Regions from separate parts of the Homo sapiens genome. Here region 2 is linked to region 1. Evidence: chromatin loops called from intact Hi-C (ENCODE). Cell type or tissue: A673. All regions are shown on one strand.

Region 1 (2,500 bases):
CCTTAAGCCTCGATTTGTTAATTATTTAAGCACTCTGTGTGTGTGTGAGAGAGAGAGCGTGTGTGTTTAATTTCCTTTATTTAAAAAGCACGCCGAGCCCACTGGGACCGCGGTGCTGAAGAGGCCGCCGGGCCCGGGAGAGACTGCATTCTGAGAACCAGCCCGCAAGCCCCGAAGTCGGAGATCGCAAGGTCCTAGCGGCAACAGAGCCTCCTAGCGATGGCAGCGAGCCTCGCCCCGCCTGCGGTGAACCCGCCCCCGCTCACCCCGCCACAGGTCCGGCGTCTCCCGGGTCCGCCGCGGCCGCGGGCAGAGCTAGGAGGGCTTCTCAGCCCGCGGGGCAACCCTGCTGCGGCTCCATCCAGAACCTCCCGCTGCCAGGCGCCGGGACCGGGGACGCTGGCCCCCGGATTCAAACCTATCATGGTGCATGATAACACATAACATAACATAACATAACATAACATAACATAACATAACATAACATAACATAACATAACATAACATCACAACACCACATCACAACACAACACAACACAACACAACACAACACAACACAACACAACATAACACTGAGCGTTTAGATTCAGCATGTACTCTGGGCCAGGCTCAGCTCTAAGCTGGTGCGGATCACCACGATGACCTCTAGAGTCTCCTCTGAGGTGGGTTCTACTGTTAGCCCATCTAACAGATGAGGAAATGCAGATAGAAGTGGTGGAGGAAGTGGCCCAAGCTCAGGCGGTGGCTAAGTGACTCCAGGGCAAGCCCCTCGCCCCCTGTGCTGGAGGAAGCCCGCGCCCAGGCTCTGTCGCTGAGCAGGGCACGCCTTCCACGCAGCACCCAAATGCATCGAACACTGTGCACGCGCACGAGAATAAGAAACCGTGACAAAAATACGGGTGCATCAATGTAGAGTAATGAGAAGGCAAAGCTGTTTGTAAGCACGATACAAAACCCAGAAAACATCAGGGGAAAAAATGGAAAAGCCCGACCAAATACAAAATTTTAAACCTAGGTTGGCTATAAAATAATATACCACTGAAGAACTGGGGCCCGGCATGGTGGCTCGGGCCTGTAATCCTAGCACTTTGAGAGGCCACAGCGGCCTCCCAAAGGATCGCCTGAGGCCAGGAATTCAAGACCAGCCCGGACAACACAGTGCGATCCCGTCTCTATTTATTTAAAAAAAATAAAAGAGGAAGTACTCGCGGTACAGCACAGAGGATTGCTTGAGCCCAGGAATTGGAGACCAGTTTGGGTAACATAGCAAGTCCTCGTCTCTACTAAACAACAACAACAAAAATTACTCAGGCACGATGGTGCACATCTGTATTCCCAGCTACTCTGGAGACAGGAGGATGGCCTGAGCCCAGGAGACAGAGGCTGCAGTGAGCCGAGATCGTGCAACTGCATTCCAGCCTGGGCAACAGACTGAGACTCCGTCTCCAAAAAAACAAAACCAAACCAAAACTGAAGAACTGGGAAAATATTCATGATACTTATTAGGAATGAATGGCTAAGTTTACTAATATCCCCAAAACTCTTAATGACAAAAGATGTAAACACACATTTCAGAGAAGGAACTAAAAATGGAGGATAAGCAAATTGAAAAGGTGCTCAATTTCCTTCCTTCCTTCCTTCCTTCCTTCCTTCCTTCCTTCCTTCCTTCCTTCCAGACGGATTCTCACTCTTTTGCCCAATGGCACAATCTTGGCTCACTGCAACCTCCACCTCCCAGGTTCAAGCGATTCTCGTGCCTCAACCTCCCAAGCAGCTGAGATTACAGGCATGTGCCACCACTCTAGGCAAATGTGTGTATTTTTAGTAGAGATGCGATTTCCTCATGTTGGCCAGGCTGGTCTCGAACTCCTGGCCTCAAGTGATCCACCCACCTTGGCCTCGCAAAGTGCTGGGATTACAGGCGTGAGCCACCGTGACCGGCCAGGAGGGCGTTTTTCACCTGTAACGTTTGCAACTGTGAGTTCACATCAATTGCCCCATTTTCAGTTCTGCACCGGAGACTTCAATCTAGTTTTCTTGTTTTCCATAATTATAACTGTTCTCTCTAGTAGTGAGAAACTCGGCTCCCGTCACTCTCAATATATTTAGTTACGGAGTCCTCCCCCTCCATGTATCCAGTCTCCCATTCCCTCTGCCCCACTATCCTACTGCTTGGACTTGGGTACCCTTCTCTGGCTGCTGCCTCCACTGCCCCTACACAGATGCCCCCTCTAACCATGTAGATTCTGCCACCCTACTGTGTCCTCTCTACCCCGCCCCCACATGTACACCTACCTCGACGTTGTTGGCTGTACATTCCCTGTGGGTCTTCCCTTCCATGCAGGTGACCTCCCTGCTTGGCCCCTCCGTTAATTCAGACATTAAAGATAAATGCGGCCGGGCGCAGTAGCTCAAGCCTGTAATCCCAGCACTTTGGGAGGCCGAGGTGGGCTGATCATGAGGTCAGGAGTTCAAGACCAGCCTGGTCAACATAATGAAA
Region 2 (2,500 bases), 300 kb before region 1:
CATGCGCCACCACACCTGGCTAATTTTTGTATTTTTAGTAGAGATGGGGTTTCACTATGTTGGCCAGGCTAGTCTCGAATTCCTGACCTCAAATGATCTACCCGCCTCAGCCTCCTGAAGTGCTGGGATTACAGGAGTGAGCCACCACGCTTGGCCAGCAGTGGGAATTTTTAAAGATCACATGCCTTTCTTCTTAAGGACTGTCTAGACAATAAAATTTAGAATTGCGGCTTGGGGTTACCTAATCACAATAATTAGAGATATTTGTTTTAACCAGTTCAGTTGCCAAGAAAAAAAATGCCACTAGTTTGATTAAGAAACAAAGCACATTCTTTTATTTAGAATTTGAAAAGTGTATAATCCCTGATCTCCTTGAAGAAACAAGGGATATTAAAATATTGAAAACCAGTTCATCTTGTCCTACACAGAGCTGACTCACTAGCATAGTGAAGACGGTTCATACACTAACAACTAATTCTTACACACATAACTGAAAATGTAGACCACATTGTACAAAGAAATAAAATTATATCAAATTGTGGAAGGCCAAAAATAGGATTATAGATGGCTTACTTAATTCTATTTGACTTGCACTGATGTTTCCCTCCCAAGGTTCACTCCTGCATACTCAGTTCTCTACAGACTTTTAGATGATAGACATTCAGCCATATATTTGCAGTCCTGACCTTTGCTTCGAGCTTTAGTCCTGACCTTTAACTTTCTGCTGGGTATCTCTAATTTCTAAAGTCAACTGCATCTCAGATCCCCCTTTGGACTTCCTCATTTTTTCCAGCCCTTTGACAGTCTAAAATCTTGGATTCACCTCAGATTCCTCCTTCTAGCTTATTTGCCTCTCTCTTCTTAATCTAATCAGTTGCAAATTCTTGCCAAACCATTTCTTTTCATCCTTCATTGCCTTATTTCTGATCCAGACCTTATCTGTCTCATACCTGTACTATCACAACAGCCTCCTAACTGGATGCCTCCAGCCAGTCTTGGGCTCTTTCGTGCTAGCTTCATCTTTGAACTTTGCACACCCGTTTCTTTCCTCAAACATGCCCCGCCACGCCTGTCCATTTTAAACTCATGTCTATGCTCATCTCTCCCCATCCTTTTTCTTTAATGATTATTTACCTCATGATACTTCTCTGATGGATCTCCCTGACAGCACTAATCCTCTATAAGAATTTCCTTCCTTTACTATCTGTGTTCTTCCTTTGACAGGAAGGAAGTGTACAGGAGGCTGTGTTCTTTACATTTTATGATTGGCCCCATCTCCAGAACTGACTAGATTGTAACGCCACTGAACTTAGCCAGCCAAGTGTCTTTTTGCACCTTGCTTTTTTTCACTTAACATATACTGGAGATCTCTCCTTACCAGCACATATATGTTTATCTAATGCTTTTAAAATGCTTGCTAACTATGGATAATTCATAATTTATTTAATTAGTCCCTTACCGATGGCTACTGGTGGTTTTTCTGGCTTTGTTATTATCAAACATGCTTCAGTGAATATCCTTGTATATCTTGAGCAACTTTAATGTCACAGGAAAATAATTGTACTGGGATTGCTGGATTAAAGGGGTGTGTGTGTGTGTGTGTGTGTGTGTGTGTGTGTTTACATATAAACATTTTTTTTAAGAGGTAGGGTCTCCTTATGTTGCCCAGGCTGGAATGCAGTGGCTATTCAAAGGCACGGTTATAGTGCCTTGAACTCCTAGCCTCAAGTGATCTTCTTGCCTCAGCCTCCTGAGCAGCTGGGACTATAGGTGTGCTTGATATATTTTATTTTTATTTTATTTTTTTTAGATGGAGTATTGCTCTGTTGCCCAGGCTGGAGTGCAGTGGCAGGATCTCGGCCCACTGCAACCTCCGCCTCCCAGGTTCAAGCGATTCTCCTGCCTCAGCCTCCCGAGTAGCTGGGATTACAGCTGCCTGCCACCACACCTGACTAATTTTTGTATTTTTTAGCACAGACGGGGTTTTGCCATGTTGGCCGGGCTGGTCTCGAACCCCTGACCTCAGGTGATCCGCCCACCTCAGCCTCCCAAAGTGCTGAGATTACAGGCGTGAACCACCACGCCCGGCCCACCTGATATCTTTTAAATTTGTACATAATAGAATTATCTTTTAAAATAATTTTCACTGTCTACTCCCATTTTTGATATTACCAATTTTCCTGCCACTCAAGATTAGGACATTGACAGTGGGAGCTTTGTTTATGGTGGCTTATCCCCACGGATTTAGCGCTGGAGAGAAAACGTAAAGCTAGGAGAAAAGAACATTTTGAAAGCCACAGAATAGGCTCTTCAGCGGCTAGAACACGGTTCCAGGCTAGGGCAATATGGCGTCCTGTACACCGGATTGCATCATCTTTCTTTGCCAAGGATCATCTGGAGCTCAAATCAAATCTAAATGTGTCCACCTCTAAAATGGGGATAATCTTCATGTTTCTTTTCCTTTTACAGATATAAATGCAATTTCATTGTCTTGACCGTT

The links. Peaks named below come from ENCODE experiments on the same cell type or tissue, not always from the same donor. Only the 100,000 strongest peaks of a DNase experiment are listed, where the experiment ranks them.
Region 2: a loop joins it to region 1, with 17 times the contacts of the local background. A loop is called at or near these places in 3 of 110 quality-filtered maps.

What each region holds. Positions count from the first base shown.
Region 1 is chr4:183,398,637-183,401,136 of GRCh38, forward strand. No RefSeq gene overlaps it. Among named protein-coding and RNA genes, the nearest start is that of CDKN2AIP, 45 kb to the right of the region's middle. RefSeq lists an enhancer at 1-108. In A673, a CTCF peak has its summit at 221; DNase peaks (open chromatin) are centred at 155, 1,435 and 1,555; H3K4me3 peaks cover 402 bases; H3K27ac peaks cover 2,451 bases.
Region 2 is chr4:183,094,111-183,096,610 of GRCh38, forward strand. No RefSeq gene overlaps it. Among named protein-coding and RNA genes, the nearest start is that of WWC2-AS2, 3.8 kb to the right of the region's middle. RefSeq lists a silencer at 546-840 and an enhancer at 2,266-2,500. In A673, no CTCF peak of the experiment used is centred here; a DNase peak (open chromatin) is centred at 1,231; H3K4me3 peaks cover 16 bases; H3K27ac peaks cover 2,500 bases.